2 separate regions of the Homo sapiens genome follow, and region 2 is linked to region 1. A link is a loop called in an ENCODE intact Hi-C map of the cell type or tissue named here. Cell type or tissue: PC-9. All regions are shown on one strand. Each heading gives the region's core, and the rest is flanking DNA. Links, peaks and the distances in the headings are about the cores only. Region 1 holds the start of LINC02732 (long intergenic non-protein coding RNA 2732). Region 2 overlaps RDX (radixin).

Evidence for each region. Peaks named below come from ENCODE experiments on the same cell type or tissue, not always from the same donor. Only the 100,000 strongest peaks of a DNase experiment are listed, where the experiment ranks them.
Region 2: it touches region 1 in a loop (5-fold over the local background); 2 of 110 quality-filtered maps call a loop at or near these places.

The regions. Positions count from the first base shown.
Region 1 is chr11:110,351,579-110,362,335 of GRCh38, reverse strand. It overlaps LINC02732 (long intergenic non-protein coding RNA 2732), which reads right to left and starts at 7,222. Exons shown (of 4, transcript NR_135100.2): 1 at 6,818-7,222. In PC-9, for the core only: no CTCF peak of the experiment used is centred there; DNase peaks (open chromatin) are centred at 4,445, 4,815 and 5,395; H3K4me3 peaks cover 428 bases; H3K27ac peaks cover 2,869 bases.
Region 2 is chr11:110,246,733-110,257,489 of GRCh38, reverse strand. It overlaps RDX (radixin), which reads left to right. Exons shown (of 14, transcript NM_002906.4): 8 at 2,105-2,201; 9 at 3,381-3,544; 10 at 9,657-9,787. Among named protein-coding and RNA genes, the nearest start is that of RDX, 45 kb to the left of the region's middle. In PC-9, for the core only: a CTCF peak has its summit at 8,189 (motif pointing right); a DNase peak (open chromatin) is centred at 5,409; H3K27ac peaks cover 3,602 bases.

The sequences.
Region 1 (10,757 bases), core at 1,079-9,078:
GGCAGATCACTTGAGGCCAGGAGTTCGAGACCAGCCTGGCCAACATGGCAACACCTCATCTCTACTAAAAACACAAAAATTAACTGGGTGTGGTGGCACACGCCTATAGTTCCAGCTACTCAGGAGGATGAGGCACAAGAATCGCTTGAACCCAGGAGATGGAGGCTGCAGTGAGCTGAGATCGCACCACTGCACTCCAGCCTGGGTGATAGAGCGAGACTTGGTCTCAAAAAAAGAAAAGAAAAAAGGTTTTAGATTGAAATCTCACCAATTTTTAAGCAAGGGGAGGAAAAATATGCATACACATCACACACATACACACACACACACACACACACACACACACACACAGAGCTAAAGATATCCTGGTAAGGCCAGGTGTGGTGGCTCACACCTGTAATCCTGGCACTTTGGGAAGCCAAGATGGGCAGATCACCCGAGGTCAAAAGTTCGAGATTAGCCTGGCCAGCGTGGCAAAACCCCATCTCTACTAAAAATACAAACATTGGCCAGACTCAGTAGCATGCACCTGTAATCCTGTAATCCTGTAATCCCAGCTACTCAGGAGGCTGAGGCAGGAGAATTGCTTGAACCCAGGAGGTAGAGGTTGCGGTGAGCTGGCATTGCACCACTGCACCCCAACTGGGCAACAGAGCGAGACTGTCTAAAAAAAAAAAAGGGCTGGGCGCAGTCGTTCACACCTGTAATCCCAGCACTTTGGGAGGCCAAGGTGGGCAGATCACAAGGTCATGTGTTCGAGACCAGCCTGGCCAACATGGTGAAACCCTGTCTCTACTAAAAATACAAAAATTAGCCGGGTGTGGTGGCACACACCTCTAATCCCAGCTACTCAGGAGGCTGAGGCAGGAGAATCACTTGGACCCGGGAGGCAGAGGTTGCAGTGAGCCAAGATCACGCCACTACATTCCAGCCTAGGCGACAGTGAGAGACTCTGTCTCAAAAAAAAAAAAAAAAAAGATATCCTGATAAAATTGTAGAATTCAGAATACGAAGAAAACCCTAGAAGGTAAAAAAAAAAAAAAGAAAGAAAACAATAATAAGATTGTCATCCAATTTCTTTTTTTTATAAGAAAATATTTTGAAGTCTTTATTCACAAAACCTTTAAAAACAAATAATACCCTCTGTTTTGCAAATAATGTTTTGTTTAAAAAGGACCACCCAGTTACAGCACTGTAATATCATGAATAAAGAATGTACAAGGGAGACAAACCAATGTGACTAACATTTGGAGATTTGCTAATATTACTGATTGAAGTGTAGGTAACACACATTATAACTTGTAGTCCATCATTTCAGGGTAGAGTTAATGATCACCAAAAAGTCTTCCTACACATGCTCTGGTCTGGTCACGTATTCTGCATTGCTTAAATATTTCACAGTCTCTTTTGTCTATATATAAAATAGATTTCAAAGATATACACAAAAAAAAACAAACATTACACTCCTCAGGTAATTTTATTAGCTCTATATATATATATATTGTTGCTTTGTACCAAATCTCTCCATTATTTACCTTTGTAGCAACTATGAAAGCGTAATTTTTGTCTTCTAATTTAATTTGGTACAAAATATACCTAAAGACTTGTAATCTTTGGATTTTAATAAAATTGATTTTTGTAACCAACAAATCAAGAGCATCATAAGAATGGCTACAAAATTTTAAAAAAGGGGTAAATGGTGATGGAATAAAAATAAGCAGATCAAGGGAAGTGTGCTATCATAAAATAACTGTAGCTTCAACATCTTGAGTACCAGTTTTCTGGCAGATACTAAACATCCAATCACAAGGGATTTTTCCTGAAGGGTATAAAGCTGATTTGAAAATTCTTCAGTCACAGAGCAGCCTACACATGCCAATTAGAAACTGGATTGTCATCCAATTTCTTTTCAGCAATACTAATCACTGGAAGATAATTAATTAATAAAACTAATATATATTGAGTGTATCGTGTGCTACACATTGTTCTATATCTTTGGGAGACATCAGTGATCAGTGAATCAAACAGACAAAAATCTTGCCTTCATGAATCTTACATTCTGTTGGCAGACAGCCTTCAAAGTTTTGAAGGGAAAAAAATAAATCTTGGAAATCTAAGCCTGGTCCAACTATCAATCAAATGTAAGGGCTAAATAAAGACATATTTAAACTGACAGGAATTCCGGAATATTACTTCTTATACAAATCAAAACAAAAATTCAAAGTATTCCAACAAAATACAAGCCAGGCATGGTGGTGCACCTGCAGTCCCAGCAACTTGGGAGGTTGAGGCATGAGGATTGCTTGAGTCCAGTTCAAAACTAGCAAATTAAAAGCCATCCAAGAAAGAAAACAAGAAACATACCATTTGAATGTAACCCGCAGGAAATGGAGAAAACCAGAAAAGAAGACAAAGAAGGAAAGTAGGAGGGAGGGAGGGAGGGAAGGAAAGTAGGAGGGAGGAGGGAAGGAAAATAGGAGGGAGGAAAGGAGGGAGGGAAGGAGGAGAGAAGGAAAATAGGAGGAAAGAAAGAAAGGAAGCTTCAAAGGGAGGAAGAGAGGGAGAGAAGGAAGGAAGGACCCATTAGACCTTGAAGGAAGGATCCATTAGACCTTGAAGCAAGGATCCATTAGACCTTGAAGCTTAGAAGAATCTCATCTGAGCTGGAAAATTTCCATTAAATAAGATTACTTTTGGCTGGGCATGATGGCTCACGCCTGCAGTTACAGCACTTTGGGAGGCCAAGGCGGGTGGATCACGAGGTCAGGAGATCGAGACCATCCTGGCTAACACAGTAAAACCCCGTCTCTACTAAAAATACAAAAAAAATTAGCTGGGCATGGTGGTGGGCGCCTGTAGTCTCAGCTACCCGGGAGGCTGAGGCAGGAGAATGGCATGAACCCGGGAGACGGAGCTTGCAGTGAGCCGAGATCGTGCCACTGCACTCCAGCCTGGGCTACAGAGAGAGTCTCGGTCTCAAAAAAAAAAAAAAAGATTATTTTTTCTTCCACATGGGGTTTATCCATACGAGTCAATTATAGAAAACCTATGTGCCTACCGCTGTGCTGAGTGAAGGATCACTTCCACTCAGGATTCTCATTTTTAATCCTCAGAAGACTTAATTATAATTACAGAGCAGAATGTAAACATAGTAAACCATGAATATACACACACACACACACACACAATTGAGAGGTGGACTCTCTTATATAAATGGGAATCAAAAGACTCTGTCTAAATAAATAAATTTAGAAATGGAAGTTTAGGTACATTATTTAAAGTTATAAATAATAATTTTAAATATAATTTTTAGAAAAATTAGGGCTGGGCGTGGTGGCTCACGCCTGTAATCCCAGCACTTTGGGAGGCCCAGGTGGGCGGATCACGAGGTCAGGGGTTCGAGACCAGCCTGACCAACATGGTGAAACTCCGTCTCTACTAAAAATACAAAAATTAGCCGGGCATAGTGGCACGCTCCTGTAATCCCAGCTACTCAGGAGGCTGAGGCAGGAGAATTACTTGAACCCAGGGGAGAGAGGAGGAGTTTGCAGTGAGCTGAAATCATGCCATTGCACTCCAGCCTGGGTGACAGAGAGAGACTCTGTCTCAAAAAAAAAAAAAAGAAAAAAAATTAAAAATTTTATAATACAACTAACACAAATTGGAGATGGAGAAGAACAGAAAGATTGGGAGGAAGTGTAAACACAAGAAATTTCCCATCTTTTTTGAAGTCAGTAGGTACTTTCTAAAGTTGACAAAGGGAAAAACAGAGCTGTAAGCATGGAATTTTAAATTATAATGGCAACCGCCACACCATCTAACAATAGCCGATGACAGTGCTTGTTTCTAGAGCATGGGCCTAGGCTGGAATGGATGGAGGTCATATTCATTTTACACCCTTCTTTTTCTACTGATAAGATTTTTTCTTATTATGTGCATGTATAACTTCTATAAAATAACATAAAATAACAACAATAATATATATTTACGTATAAATTTATATTATATGTAAGTATATATAGATTTGTATACAGTATTTAAATAAATATTTTCATTGAGTGAAAAGATGCCAAATTATCTTTTCCACAAATATAACAATAATATTTATTTATTTATTTATTGAGAGGGAGTTTTGCTCATCACCCAGGCTGGAGTGCAATGGCACCATCTCGGCTCACTGCGACCTCCAACTCTTGGGTTCAAGTGATTCTCCTGACTCAGCCTCCCATGTAGCTGGGACTACAGGAGCCCACCACCATGCCCAGCTAATTTTTGTATTTTTAGTAGAGACGGGGTTTCACCATGTTGGCCAGGCTAGTCTCGAACTCCTGACCTCAGGTGATTCACCCACCTCGGCCTCCCAAAGTGCTGAGATTACGGAGGGTGAGCCACTGCGCCCGGCCAACATAGGCTATTCTGTAACTGAAAGATGAGTTGCTTAGTCATGGCTACTAAACGTCCTCCATACTTAGCTAAAAGCTCATGGTTCTTAGGAAAGGTGTCTTAGGACAAAGAGAATTTAGGATATTAATTACTCTCTTTTTTAAGTTGAAAAGAAAAAGTAAAACCCTTCCTTCTTGTGACTTAGTCTACAAAAAAAAAAGAAAAAAGAGAAAGAAAGAAAAAGTAAAAACCTCTCCCCAGCTTTTCTGATTTTTGGATTTGAGGAAAGTTGCAAATACTGTCTGTCCTAAACTTTTTGACATTACAAATGACTCAAAACTGCCCAAGGGACTTTGAGACTTTTCAGAAAAGGAATTTATCACTGAGGATTACTCATCTGTCAAACTAGAATAAAATGTAGTTTTGTGTGAGGCGACCTTCTTTCACAGTTACTGTTTATTGAGCCCAGGAATGCTATGGCATAGAGGGCAGGGTGTGAGTCAGAAAGCCTTGCTGTCCCAGCTGTGTCCCCAACTAGCCAAGTGACCCAATGCCACCCACTTAATCTTTAGTTCCTTCATTTGTAGAGTGTGGATAAAACAACTCTTCTCACCGCTTCATATTGTCCCTGTGAGGATCAGAGAGGATAAATCGAATGAAAGTTCTTTGAAACCCTACAAACTACTATAAAATTACAGTGTTGTAATATGTGATCATGGATTTCAAAGTTGGAAAGAACTTAGACCTTATCTAGTCAAACTTATCTAATTCATAGTTTCTTTCTCTCAGTCTGTTACTTGCTTAGAGCCACTATGTTTATTATTACTGTTGTGACACAAATTGATTTAAAATTATATCCTTCTGAATTATGTCTGTTTCTAAAATTTTATAGACTCATAGGCTATTAATGCTGCAAGGGACTTTGCCAATCATTTCATCTAATCCCCTTGTTTTAAACATGAAGCAATAGCAGCCGAAAGAGGGTGACTGGCCTTAGATAAATACAGGACAATGAACTCAGATCTTAGATTAAAACCTAGATCTCCACATTCCCAGGCATACAGACCTTTCCTACGTCACTGCTGAAGCAAGAAAATAATGGCCATTTGTGGATAAGCTTAGTTAATTGAGGTGTATACTGCCCTGACAAGATTACACTAATCATTCTAACCATTTTTATAACTTTCAAAAGATTTTTCTTTCCTCAAAAAGGAATTACACAACAAAAATGTAAAAATAAAGGAAAAACTTTTTAAATTAAAAAGTAATAACACTTGAAAAAATAATATACACACTCATATCTATTCTTTAAATGAAACTAAGATTTTTTTTTTTTTTGTGGGGGATGGAGTCTCGCTCTGTTGCCCAGGCTGGAGTGCAGTGGTGTGATCTCGGCTCACTGCAACCTCCGCCTCCTGGGTTCAAGCGATTCTCCTGCCTCAGCCTCCCGAGTAGCTGGGACTACAGGCACCCACCACCACGCCTGGCTAACTTTTGTATTTTTAGTAGAGACAGGGTTTTCATCATGTTAGCCAGGCTGGTCTCGAACTCCTGACCTCAAGTGATCTACCCACCTCGGCCTCCCAAAGTGCTGGGATTACAGGCGTGAGCCACTGTGCCTGGCTGAAACTAAGATTAAGTACTAGAACAATTAGGCATTTAATAGTCAAATTAATTACCAACATTTTAGTATAACTTGGTTTAATTTAGTCCCTAATACAGATCCTTAGAAGCGGGGCAGAAGAATGTAAATGGCAAAGAACACAGTGTTTAAAATCAAACAAACATGGGTTCAATTCTAGCTCTGCCATTTACTAGCTATGTAAATTTTGAAAATATATTCAACCTCCTGAAGCCTCAGTGTCCTCAATATATAAAGGGAATAGTAGGCTGGGCGTGGTGGCTCATGCCTATAATCCCAGGACTTTGGCAGGCTGAGGCCAGAGGACCATTTGAGCCCAGGAGTTCGAGACCAGCCTGGGCAACATAGTGAGACCCCCAACTCTAAAAAAAATTTAAAATTAGCCAAGAGTGGGTGGCACACACCTAACATCCCAGCTACTGGGGAGTAGGGAGGGGGAGACGCTCAGGCAGGAGGATCTCTTGAGCCCAGGAGGTTGAGGTTGCAGTGAGGTGTGCACTCTAGCCTGGGTGACAGAGTGAGACTCTGTCTCTAAATAAATAAATAAAGGGAATAGTAATGAGAATTATTTCATAAGTTGGTTATGAGAATTAAAAAGTAATTCATATAATTCTATAAATGAGACCAGTCATTGTTCTCACTTGGTATTTTACAGCCCAGAAACAATTATAGCAATTATTTGCTCAAGACTGCTCAGCTAGTATGTGGAGGCAAAATTGAAACCCACGTCTTCTGGCTCTGCTCTTTACACCTGCCCACACGACCTCCCTACCCAGCACTACATTAACTCACCTTCCGCCACCTCACTGTTCAGTTTTACTAAAAGTTCCAGCTCTTTCCAAAGGAGAGATTTTTCTTCCTAAGTAAGACAGCTCTTTCAGCCAGTTTCAGATGATATGCCTTCTAAAAGGCAGTGTCTCTTTTGGTTGCCAAAGGTAGTCACTTGACTCTTTTAAGATCACAGATTCCATGTGCCGGGTCCATGCTGAGGGCTGGCAGCCTGTCTGTGTCACACAACCCTCTATTGTACTCTTATCCCTCCTAGCCGACTCCGACCCTGTGTTCCATGAGGAGGCACACGCCTTCACTCCCTTCCCCCACCACAGGCTTTTCCTTCTCCTGCCAGGCTGGGAAGGACTTTATCCTTTTTCATAAGTGCTGAGCCTGTAGGACTCAAATCCCCTCAGGCATCCTTGATTTTTCTCAAAAGTCCTCATGCAAATTTGACTCTCCCTATCCTAGAGATTAGGAGACCTTGACATTTTTATTTTTGAATCTCTTGGAGCCAAGCATAAGCTGACACATCGTTAGCACTCTTAAATGTTTGCTGAAAAAAATGTGGATAAAAGGAAGGAAGGAAGGAAGGAAGGAAGGAAGGAAGGAAGGAAGGAAGGAAGGAAGAAAGTAAAGAAGGGAGGGAAGAGGGTTTTACATATCATTCTAGAGTTCCCGAAACAGACATAACAATGCAGCCAACTCACTAGCTCCAAAAGCACTTGAACAATATTTATACATTTATCTATTTATCAAACTATCTATATCAGAAAAATATCAGAACATATTGATAACTGACAAATCTCTTTCACTTTAGTCTCAGAAGTCACGTTTAAATGCTAAGTGAATATCTGTGTCAGGGAAAGAGAGAGCAACAGAGAAAGAGAGAGAGAGAATGAGTTGGGTTTGGACCATGAAAGACTGATTCGGTCACCCAGTCTGATTCTGTCACCCAATTTGGAGTGCAGTGGTGTAATCACGGCTCACTGCAGCCTCGATGTCCCTGGCTCAATGGATCCTATCACTTCAGCCTCCAGAGTAGCTGGGACTACAGGCATGAGCCACTGCACCTGGCTAATTTTTGTATTTTTTGCAGAGATGGGGTTTTGCCATGTTGCCCAGGCTGGTCTCAAACTCCTGGGCCCAAGCAATTCCCCCACCTCAGCCTCCCAAAGTGCTAGGATTACAGGGGTGAGCCACTGTGCCCAGCCCGTAATGATTAATTTTATGTGTCAACTTGACTGAGCTAAAGGATGCCCAGATAGCTGGTAAAACATTATTTCTGGGTGTGTCTGTGAGGGCATTTCTGGAGGAAATCAGCATTTGAATTAGTAGACTGAGTAAAGAAGATCTATTTTCATCCAGTCTGTTGAGGGCACAGATAGAACAAAAAGGCAGAGGAAAGGTGAATTCACTGTCTGCTTGAGTTGAGCCAACCATCTCCTGATGCTGTAAGACATAGGAGCTCCTGGTTCTCAGGCCTTCAGACTCACTGAATTAAATCACTAGCTTCCCTGGTTCTCCAGCTTGCAGATGACATATTGTGAGGCTTCTCAGCCTCCATAATTCTGTAAGCCTATTCCCATAATACATCTCCTATCATCTATCTATCTATCTATCTATCTATCTATCTATCTATCTATCAATCAATCATCTATCATCTGTTTATCTATCTATCTTATTAGTTTTGTTCCTCTCGAGAATCCTAACTAATACAGAGATTAAAAGCCCCAACTTCTTTTACACAGCCATGCCTCCAAGCTGCTATGTGACCCTGGGTAAATCACTCTCAGGGTTGTTAAAATGGAGGTAATTCTTATTTTTTGTTTGCTTGTTTGAGACAGGATCCCACTCTGTCACCCAGGTTGGAGTGCAGTGGTGGTGATGACAGTTCAATGTGGCCTCAATCTCCCAGGCTCAAGCGATCCTCCCACCTCAGCCTCCCAAGTAGCTGGGACTACAGGCATGTGCTAGCATGCCTGGCTGTTTTTTTTGTTTTTTCGTTTTCAGTAGAGACAGGTCTTGCAAAGTTTCCCAGGCCAATCTCGAACTCCTGAGCTCAAGCAATCTTCATGCCTCGGCCTCCCAAAGTGCTGGGATTACAGGTGTGAGCCACCGCACCTGGTTAAAATGGAGGTAATTCTAAAGGATATCTTACAAAGTTGTCATGGACAATAACTACAATGCATTTTAAACAATGTTTAAAATAATCCATGAAAGTAATTATTGTACTATCCCAAATTTTCACAATATTTAAAGACTGGATCTTAACATTTGAATTTTTTTATCTGTACCTTCTTTGCCTCAACTAACTAGAATTCATGACTTTTGGCTATGCAGGCATCATTCCTATTAATTATATTTCTGAAATTGCTTTGGAATGTTTCTGGTCTCTCTGGTCCCACGGCAACTGCTACGCTTTTTACTCTTTATTTATTTATTTATGTTTTTATTTTAGAGACAAGCCTGGAGTGTGATGCTGTCCAGGCGGGAGTGTGATGGTGTGAATTTGGCTCACTGCAGCCTCAAACTCCTGAGCTCAGGTGAACCTCCCACCTCAGCCTCCCATGTGGCTGGAACTACAGGCACATGCCACCATGCTTGGCTAATTTTTGTGGGGTTTTTTTGTTTTTTGTTTTGTTTTGTTTTGGAGACAGAGTACCATTCTCTCACCCAGGCTGGAGTGCAATGGTGCAATCTCGGCTCATTGCAACCTCCACCTCCCCAGTTCAAGCTATTCTCCTGCTCAGCCTCCAGAGTAGCTGGGACTACGGATGCACACCGCCACACCTGCTAATTTTTTTTGTATTTTAGTAGAGACGGGATTTCACCATGTTGCCCAGGCTGGTCTCAAACTCCTGACCTCAGGCAATCTGCCCGCCTTGGCCTCCCAAAGTGCTAGGATTACAGGGACATGCCGCCACACCTGGCCATACTTTTTGTATTTTTTTGTAGAGACGTGGTCTCACTTTGTTGCCCAGGCTGGTCTTGAACTCCTGAGCTTAAGCAATCCTTCTGCTTGGCCTCCCAAAATTTTGAAATTACAGTCACTGTGCCCAGCCCCCTACTCTTTTAATAATTCTCACTTAGGTGCAATAGCCTCCTAACACTTATACCTACCTCATTCTCCATTATGTCTGGACATCCTAGGACATTTAAATAAATTCAGGCTGCCCATGTCATGGATCTATGATAATATATAAAAGCTCAGCTTTTGGCTGCAGCTATTTTGGCTCTATTCAATATTCTCTGGTCTTCAATCCCTTGGCTTTCTATTCCAGCTCCTGATACTGGTTAGAGACTCTTCTTTCTGTGATTACCTGGGTGGACATGCTTCTTTTTTACTCTGTGCATTCTCTCTGATCTAACATTCTCGTTCATAAATTCTTCATATCTGCAACTGTGGGTAACAAGTATTTTCACTGCCCCAGTCTGGCCGTGATAGACTCACTGTAGCCCACCAGCCCAACCACCCTGAGAAGGAGATCAGACAAAATCTGTCATTAGAGTGATCATTCCAAATCTCAGATTATAACATGGTAGTCTCTGATTCCAGTGCCAACAACAAAATGTCAGTGTGGTTATTCAATGTTTTGTGACTTGGCTGGGTAAAGGCACAAAGGATCTTTGGCAATAGGTGGCTGGTGGGAAGAAAAATGGAGTCCTACTCTTTGGGATCATCCACTACTGGAATGGAAGGTGGGCTAGGAGGAACTGACCAAGCTACAAAGGCTGACCGTGGAGATGGTTATTTGGTGAATCAAGGGTAGGAGAGCTTAACAGTCCCAGCTGCCAATCTAGAAGTTTTTAGTACTGCCATGATGCCAGAGGGTGACGGTAATAAGTTAGGATGGCAGCAAATTACACTCTTCAATTTTTTACCCTAGAAAGCATGCATATAGCCAGGTGCAGTGGCACGCACCTGTAGTCCCAGCTACTTGGGAGGCTGAGGCAGGAG
Region 2 (10,757 bases), core at 1,266-9,265, 110 kb after region 1:
AACTTAATTAAAATTTGCTCCCTCGATAGGTGAGAAATAATTCTTTAAAATGCTATTATGCTTGACAAATAGATTGAAATTGAACATACATAAGAAATCAGGAGCAATGAGAGAATGGATTTAATAAATATGTCTATCACATCTTAGAGGATTTTTTTGAACATTTATATATAGGAATTGTTTTAAATATGTTTGGACATTAATACAATAGAATATCCCTGTATTACACATATTGAACACTGTAATTATATCTTGAAATTGACCAAATAGTTTTTTATTATACATATATAATTCATCAATATTTTATTATATGTATAATATATGTATATTTACATATACATGTATATGTACTATACAAATACATGGGTAAATACTATATAGAGACGGTATATTATACACATACACATGCAATATAAAATACATCAGACTCTTACTTTTCAGGATTAATAACTCAATTGTCTTAGACTTTAATTTATTTACCATACCACATAAGCATGCAAGTCTATGCCAGTAATTAATGCCTTTTCCTAAGGCATTATTCTTTATTCTAGGTTGGCTCCAGAATTTTAATTTTTATTACTACAGATATCTAATAAAATACTAATTTCAAAGCATATGTGATTCCAAACAAGAGCATTTTACTATTTTTACCCTAATATCTTCTCATGTTTTTATTACAAAGCAAGTTAGAAGGTTATATCATTTAGAAGAGAAATTTTTGAAAAGCAAAAATGACTTCAAGACTAATTTTTGTAAACTGAATCTTTTTCTTTTGTTTTAGAGAATGGGATCTTGCTATGTTGCCCAGGCTGGTCTTGAACTCCTGGCCTCTAGCAATTCTTGCGCCTCTGCTTTCTCCAGTGCTGAGATTACAGGCGTGAGCCACTGTGCCTGGCTTCTTAATTTTTTTGGTGGTGGTGGTTCTGGCACATATTGGAGCAATTTTTTTAAATGTTAAAAAAGTTATTGTATTAGCTTCCAGGCTTACCTCACAAGAGTGTTATGAGAATTATATGAGGCAATTGCTTTAGAATTTTTCAAAGTAGCATATAAACGTAGCATAGTGTTCTCTAAAATACTATGTTGCATTCCTGCAGTCTCCGTTTTAAGCATGTTACTTTGACTTATATCAGGGGCCATTAGAGGGTCCTCTAATATGCTTATTGAGTAAAGAATGTTTTATGTAGAAAAGACTCTGCTGTGCTGCAGTACCTACTCTGCTTGAGAACTAAAAGGAATATAAATAGGTAAAAATTCATGCTGTGTTGTCAGAAGCCTGGCTAAAAGATGTCTTCTGGCCAGTATAGGTGTCAAAATCATTTCTCAGTCTTAGTTATTAGGACAATAGGACAATAGTGATGCATTTGATAGGTAGTCTGAAACAGTAAAATACATGAAAAGGCAGAAACAAAATCACTTATTCCAATATGATTCCCTATATCTTTGTGTGTAGGGTGGTAAAACGGAGTCAACTGCTGTGTATAGTCTCAAGAGTTTGAATTCCATCTCTATCATTTATCCAAATATTTATGTATGTGAGTGTTTAAAATTTTTGAGATATAATTCATATACCATAAGATTCTTTCAAAATATACTGAAAATTAAGTATTTTTAGTATATTCGTGAATATCCAGACATTTTCAAATTAAACACAGGAAGGAAGTACTGTTTTTTTATTTGCAGTAACTTGCCCGTAATTCACATGAGAAGTTATAAAGGCCTTTTTTTTTCTTCCCACTTCTTACACATATTTAAACTGTAGTTGTAGCTTGAATCCAAACAATAAAAACTGAACAGCTAGTTCAAACCCCAGGAGGCTCAGTTCTACACTTGGGTCACCAGGTAGTTTTTTTAGATAATTTTAGGAAAATACACTGCTTTTAAGGTTCATGACACATTTATGAAATCTTTGGACAGTTGTTTGTTTTATATGATTTATCAGTTTTCCCCTTAAAAGATAAGGTCAACTGTAGTTATGAATAAGTTAATACATTTTGAAAATCTGGAACTCTTAAGATTGGTCATTCAGTCAGTTTAGGTCCTAAACAGGAATTTTATTCATTGTTTCCTGCCTTTAATTAAGGAGATGCTTTCATTTTTTAAGGTTAACACCTAAAATTGGTTTTCCCTGGAGTGAAATCAGAAATATTTCATTTAATGACAAAAAATTTGTTATAAAGCCAATCGACAAAAAGGCACCTGTAAGTAATTTCTTTAATATTTTGTGTATTAACTGTTTAATATCTGCTAGTTTCCCATGATATCACTTGAAGAATAACAGTGTTCATTTATTAAATTGCTTCTGAGGACCATTCTCTTTCCATAGGTCAGCTTTCCCAGTGATGAAATAATATGTTAATAAAAATCCAAAGATTTAATTTTTTAAAGTAAGATGTAAATATTAGAATTTTATTTTATTTGAGATTCAGTTATAAATAGATAATATTTATTAGGAGGCTAATGAAAACACCATTCCTAAGAAGCAATTTTAAAGTGTTTCTTCATTGGTGGCTAGAATGTAGTAGAGGTAGCCCTATTCTAAATTAACTTCGTTTATACAGTTTTGCTTTATGAACTTTGTATTTTTGTAACTTGAAGCCTTGAACTTAAGAAATCTTTTTATTTAAATAGATTTTTAAAGTTCCTCTAATGTCAAGTATACTCTAGTATCCTAACCCTGTTAGTTACTGAAAAGGTAAAAGTAAGAAGAACAGGCTGGGTGCAATGGTTCAGGACCATAATCCCAGCACTTTGGGAGGCTCGAGAGGAGCAGATCACCTGAGATGAGGAGTTCAAGACCAGCCTGGCCAACGTGGTGAAACTTCATCTCTACTGAAAATACAAATATTAGTCAGATGTGGTGGTGCATGCCTGTAATCCCAGCTACTAGGGAGGCTGAGACATGAGAATTTCTTGAACCCGGGAGGCAGAGGTTGGAGTGCACTGAGATGGCACCACTGCACTCCAGCCTGGATGACAGCAAGACTCCGTCTCAAAAAAAAAAAAGAACAATTCTAGGTTAAAAAAAACTCTACAGCCATGAACGAAGAACCAATTTTGACATTAATGGCAAATGGTGTATAAGGAACAGGTGCTCATAGTTACTTTCGAGAACAAAAAGGAATAAATGACATTTAATGTATTGCAAGGATAAGAATATTAGCCTCTTTACAAAACTGGTTGGATATGAAAAGGTGAGGAACCAGTTATGTGAAAGTATGTCATGCTCACTGGGAGTTATGAAATTGTATGATTTCTTATTTCTAAACTATATGTAATATGACATTAAAATTCATACCTCATGTTAAAATTTAGTACAGATTGTTATGAGAGACAGTATCCTTGAGGAAGATTTTAAATTCAGAATACTTTATGTTTAGGATTTTGTGTTTTATGCACCTCGTCTGAGAATCAATAAGCGGATTTTGGCCTTATGTATGGGAAACCATGAACTATACATGCGAAGAAGGAAGCCTGATACTATTGAAGTACAACAGATGAAGGCTCAGGCTAGGGAGGAGAAACATCAGAAGCAGTTGGAAAGGTATGGGGTTTATGACCTTTCACTTTTAATTGATAGGAGTAGGCTATCTAAAATTTAAGACTGCTCAGTTTTTTAAATGTACCTTAAATTTGTATTTATTAATATTTTCATTATATTAAAATTCAAAGACAGTATTATCACTCTGTCCTTTAAAACGAGTATGTATAATTTTCAAGTTAGAAATCTTTGACACATATCTCGAAGAAAATAGCTTTTTGTGACTCATTTCTTGCTTTTCACTGATAGACATTGTTTTAGATATAGTAGTTTGAAACTTTCAAAATTGTTTTGCTTGTGACTTATATTTCTTAATTTTTTCAGGGTAAGAATGTGCTGAATATTTAACTTTGAAACAATGTCAGTGACATTGTAGAACACAACTGAAACGTCACTGTGCCAAGTAGGGTAACATCAGTACTCCCTGCCAAAGACCCTAATCTTTTTAACTCTGTTTCTCTTAGACTTAAAAAAGAAACTGTTAAATATATTAAATTGATAATTTTTAAAATTGAATGGTAGTGAATAAAATTTATATCAACCCTGGAATCAGATTACTGGGTCCAGTGACATTAATTTCCAAATCTGGTTTTAGATTAATTTCAACTTTGTGCTTTACTTGAAAAAATTTAGAGACCAAACTAAAGTTAACCTTTATTGAATAAATCTTTATGGAACAACGTGATAGTCTAAGAAATAGAGTAAGTCCTTAAAAAAAATTTGAAGAGCCCTAAACATATGTATTTTAAATATTGGATATAAGGTACTTTGTATCTAGAAGGAAGCCATCTGCTAGATACCATTTTGCTACTATAGTTTTAGGTTTTATATTGAATGATTTTTTTTCTTATTCAACAACTGTTCTGTGTAAGAGATTTTATTGATTTTTACCTATTTTGTCATATTAACTCAAATTATCTTCCTTAGAGAAGTTAACCACATAACAAAACATTTTTTATATGGGTTTGAAGCTTGTCAGTAATTACTAATCCCATCATTAAAGATACTGAGTTGGTGAGCTGAGGATGGTGGCATGTGCCTGTAGTCTCAGCTACTTGGGAGGCTGAGGCAGGAGGATTGCTTGAGTACAGGAGTTTGAAGACAATCAGGGCAACAGGCAACATGCAGTGTAGTAAAACCCTTTCTCTTAAAAATAAAAATAAAAAAAAGAGTAATGAGTTGGATTGTTACTTTGATGGGCTATGTCCTTTTTTATTGTGCTCATGTGCTGTAGCATTACATTGTGGTTCTAATCTTAAATGCTTTTTAAAAATACTCTTTATTGGGCTTTACTTTCTATACAGTACATTCTTATACACATAGCCTTGCATTTCCCTCTGTCAAAGGGAAGACTTCTTTTAGTTTCCACTTAATTTTTTTAAATCGTCTTAAAGATTTCACTGTCTCTTAAAGGTTTTCTAGCATGAGATAAATGAGGAATTATTTTATATACAGTTCCTGTATCTCATACTCATCACTCTATAGTATGCCTAACTGTTCTGCTCATTCATAATGTTGATATATTATTTACATTCTCAACTTACTATATTTATCTATATATCCTTTATTTCATGGCTTATAGAGAAATACTGTATTGCTTCTAGTACAGGTAGTATGTTTACTTAGTATCATTTGGTAATGGTGCTATATTTTAGTTACTCTAAGGCTTAGATGGAAGTGGAAGACTTAAGTTTCTTTTTTGGCACAATAATCCGTAGTTCTCCTGGATAAATGTTAGAGCTCTTCATTAGTAAGCATTTATTGACTGCTTTATACTCAGTTGGAATTCAGTAACTTTTATTCAGTTTGAATGCCTAGGAGATATATTATTCTAGTCACCTAGGAATTGGCAGTCTTTCAGAAATGGCATGCTGAGTCATTTATTCCCTGCTTTACAGGTCAGAGAGAGAGAAATGGCAGCTGTATGTGTGGAAACAATTTTGATTAAGCCCATTGGCAAAGTAGCCAGCAGATATACCTGGGAGAATGCCCAGAGGTATGCTGCCTGTGCTGCTAGACTCTCTTGGGCAAGAACAGTAGTTGGGAAAGAGTAGCAAAGAGACCTCTTTCCCTACAATACTTTGGTATATTTGGCTATATTTACTCCCTATAATTTTTATAACCTAGGGGTTTTTTGGCAATGAAAATGACCTTATACACTATGAGTGGTTATTCCATGTAGTTTTTGAAGCTCTTAAATTATTGGCATCCAAATTGAATTATGACTGATAATTTTTGCACGTTTTTGTATGGCTAAAATTGTTTCCACATGTGAAAACTGAAAGCCCCAAGTTTACAGTTTAGAGTTACATACCTATGTACCAATTGTAGGTTAGCTGTGGGAGATTCTGCACCAAGGCTGGCTAGTGTCATACAAAGAACACAGGCTTTGGAACTAGATAAATCTGGGCTTGACTCCTCTTCTAACACTCAATCGAACAGATAATTTTGAGCCTGTGTTTCCTTGCTCTTACTATGAAAATAATATTCTTACCTTCAAGCGTTTTTGTAAGAAATCATGACAGTGGTATACAGGCATTTAGCAAAGTACCCGGTACTTAATAAAAAATAGCCATTATAATAATTCCTAATATTATTATAAACTAAGTTGGATATGTTTTTAATATTCATGGAAGAAAAGTGTAATTAGACCCATTTGATCTTTAAAAAGTAAGATATTCTAAAGTAATTTTTTGCATATTAATACAAGGAATAATAGTTTATTAATGTGATTTATGTCCTTGAAATAGAACAACTGCATTGAAATGAGTGTTTTCAAACCCAAACTCCAAATAAAAATATCTGCATCTATTGTTACAGTAATCACAAAAGACTTCATGAGGAAAGTGGGACTGAAGCTTGAAGGTTAGAGAGAGCAAGAGATACGTTCAGAAGAAGAAGCCAACATAGATGAATATGTAGAGATAAAAATATGTGTGGTGTGCCTATGGGCCAGTGAGGTCCTCTAAAATGAACAGCATTTAGGGGAGCAGCAAGATCTGGTTTCATAAAGGAGACAAGACAGGCCTACAAAAACTAGATATCACTGAGTAATGTAAAGGGCTGAAGGCATTTGTATTATTTGAATGAAGTGTTGGCTGGAGATGGCTATTGTCAGGGTAGGATTCTTATAAAATGTGAGATACGAGCCTCACAGAGTACAGTAAACTACAACATGTTTTAAATATTATAATCAGTTTAAATATCTGCTGTATACTTATTCCATTTTTCAGTAGGAAGACCATTCCCCACCCCCTCCCAACTTGCATATGGCCAGATTATCTTGATTCTTTTTTTCTGCTTCCATATCTCCTTCACCTCCATCCCTGAAGAACAAATGAAACATCAATAGGGAAAAGCTAAATAAAACCAGCACATCCATCTGCAGAAAGGGCCATATATGCCAGAGCTGGGTCTGAAAGGCTCTTAGTTGGTGGAATATGATGGTAGACTTCTGGTTGAGATCTGGTTTGCAGTGTAAGTCCTCGAGAATTGTCTTGGGACCTTGGGAAAGGAGGGAGGGAGGTAGTTGGCTTGGGAACTGTGGCAGAACTGGATGTGATTGCATAGAGGCTGGGGAGTGATTGGGTAGTCTAATCAACATCCTAGGGTGGCAGACAACCTGGCATGGACAAGAATAGCTTTTGGCCTTACTAGCAATTACTTGAAAAGTACTGTGCTTTTGCTTCTTTTGCTTTCACACAAAGCGTGATGTTTCAGCTATCTAAAGAACACAGAAAGGTCAGCAGCCACTGTGGGGGCCACCAGGCCTTTCTTTTGCCCGGAGAGATTGGGAAACACAAACTTTCCCTTAAACTCACGTCTTCTAGAAGTGTGGAAGCTTGTATCTCCTTAAATCTCTCTGCCTGTATATGCTTTATAAATTGAAATAGGATAAAGAGAAAGAGGTGAATGTCCTGCAGAGTGAGCCCAAATACTGGGGTTAGGAATAGTTACTGGCTCTTCCTCCTTGCTGTTGCGAAAGTACCTCGTAGGCATAGGGAACTCCAGAACAGAGATGGAGCTTCCCTTACATGAATGACCACCAGGCCCTAGTTTTTTTGTTTTCTATTTGACAGGGTCTTGCTCAGTTGCCTGCCAGGCTGGGGCACAGTGGCACGATCATAGCTAACTGCAACATTGACCTCCTGGACACAAGTGATCCTCGCACCTTAGCCTCCTGAGTAACCAGGACTATGGGTACACACACCATGCCCGGCTAATTTTTTATTCTTATTTTTAGAAGAGATGAGGTCTCGCTATGTTGCCCTGGTCTTGGACTCCTAACCTCAGGTAGTCTTCCCGCCTTTGCCTCACAATGTGGTGAGCCACCATGCCCAGCCTCTCTAGATTATTAAATGGTGGAAGGATTCATTAAACCAGCAGCAAGGTGTGGTGACCCGTTATGTTTTAGCTTAGTGCATGCACTAGGAGGTCACCATCAGTGTTTGACCTCTTGCTGACTTGTGACACCTCTACCTGTTTGCCCCAAAGGTAAGCTCTCTTTCTGTTTTAGGGGCAAATGGGTATCTAGGAGCTGCAGGAATTTTAAAATGTAGGTTTATAAATAAGGGCGAAATTTTTGATAGCAAAACTTTTCTGATAAGTTTATCAGAGACTGCAAGTTGAGAAACTACAGGGTTTTGTGCTTGAAATTCAGAATTGACAGTAGGTGGCAGTGCTCTTTTTGTGGAACATTAAAGCATACTCAGATAAATTTCAGAGATGAAATCATAACTGATTTTTAAGTTATTAAAGTAGTGATTTGAATATTGATTCAACTTAAGTAAACAATATTGTCTGATAATAAGAGTTTCCCCATGTGACTTTTATTCCTCTTTATATTTTTGCCCCTAACATAGATTCTGACCCATGGTAGGCTCTTGGTAGATGTTTGGTGAATGAATTTGGCAGTATTTAAAAGAAACACTCTCATCAGGCCCATGGCAGGTGCAGCTAAATGATCAAGGCATTTTTTCCCACTGAGCTCTGATGATATTTTTTAAGATCATTAGCCACCTACTGTCATTCTAATGGAATTGTGAAGGGAGGTGAAATTGATTTGTTGTCTTGTATCTAGGCATAAATGGGTACTACCCAAGAAATTAAACTTGGATTAATTCATTTTTAATGATTGAAAATTGTTGCCCTCCCTTTTATTTAAGATACATGCCTTTGTTTGCTCCCTTCAGTCCTTTATTATTTCCCCAGTGGAGGTCTCCGGTTAATCTAAAGAAGATATTTTCTTGGGGCATGGCAACTGTGTGGTTAACTCTTTTGGTGCTGACATTTAATTTGTTGTCAGAGTTCATCCCGTATGCAAATGGTAAATCTGATTTTTCCCCCATTAAAGTGTGCCTTATAAGCATGTTCTATATGCAGGAATATATATTTGACAGTTATACTTTACTAGCAGTTTTGTAAACTCATCCTTTGAGGATGTTCCTAAATGTCTAAGTTTTTAATATTTTTTAAAAATAGTCTCAGTGGTCTTTATTGTGAACCCACAATAAGTAATACATTGGAACCCAGCACATGTATGTACGTACATGAGTGTATGTATGTCATAGTCCTGTACTTTTAACTACATATGCTATTTTGAACACAAGTGTAATACAATGAAAACCCTGTTAAAATATTTATGTTGTCATTTCTTCTTAGTTGATTCAGTTCTTAGGTTTCACATGAATACTATTTCCAATTATTATTATTTTATTTCAGTAGTTTTTGGAATATAGGTGGTTTTTGTTTACATGAATGGGTTCTATCATTGTGTATTCTGAGATTTTAGTGCACCTGTCACTCGAGCAATGTACACTATACCCAATATGTGGTCTTTTGTCCCTCACCCCATTCCCAACCATTGCTTCTCAAGTCACCAAAGTCGATTATATTACTCTGTCTTTGCATCCTCATAGCTTAGCTCCCACTTATAAGTGAGAACATATGGCATTTGTATGTTCTGAGTTACTTCACTTAGAATCATGGCCTCCAGCTTCATCCAAGTTGCTGCAAAAGACATTATTTTGTTACTTTTTATGGCAGAGTAGTATTCCATCACATGAATAATATTTTTGTGTATTAATTTGTAACAGCAATTGCAATTCCTTTTAAGGGCACAATTAGAGAATGAAAAGAAGAAAAGAGAAATAGCAGAAAAGGAAAAGGAAAGAATAGAACGTGAAAAGGAAGAGCTAATGGAACGTCTAAAACAAATTGAAGAGCAGACAATTAAAGCTCAGAAAGGTAAAAGTTTCTTTTTTGAAAATGGATTAAAAATTATTATTGCTCTGTTGTCAGATAGTGGTATTTTTTTTAGTACTCTTAAACCTTATTTGTTATATAGGACAATTGTATATTTAATTGGCAAATTAATACTTAGTGGAATCACATCATAAACATGTTTCACTAAGGCACATTCATTTATACAGTGCTGATGTTTCTCTTAAACATGCAGATATTTTTCTTTTTTTAGTTTTTTGTTTTAAACATGCAAATATTTTTCATATGTATTCTTAAATAATTGTAAATGTATATATGGGCTTTATAAACAAAAAACACATATGCAATACATTATGGCATTTAAAGAAAAGTATGCAATGCTTTATGGCTGTATAAGTAAGGCATTTAAGTAATTAAAGTAATTTAAGCTATTCTGACTATATGAACTTTTTTGGAACTCAATTCCTAAAAATATTTTACTTTATTCTACTAGAAAATACACAACACATAGACGTGTTATAACGTTTTTTGTTTGTTTTTGGTAATGTGTTTGGAAGAACTTACTTCTTAGGCAATATATAACCAAAGTGCTACTGTATATAGAAAGGATATACTAGATTTATAATATGTGGTTTATATTAAGTAACTTTAGGATATACCACTTTCACTCAGCGAATAGTGGAGAAAGCAAGAAAAAAAAAGTATTGCATCAATAAAATGTTTTTCTCCTCTCTAAGCAGCAGGCTCTCAGGGGTAACATGAAGTCTACACTCTTTATAAAAGCTCTATTTAATAATCTGCTTTCTTACAATTGGTAAAACAAGCTATTCAGTTCTGTTGGAAATAGCCAACACAGGTTGAATATCCCTTGTTGAAAATGCTTGGGAACAGAAATATTCCGATTTTGGGATGTTTGCATTGTCCTATTGAGCATTTCAAATCTGAAAATCCAAAATCGGAGCTTTTTTTTTTTTTTTGAGACACAGTCTTACTT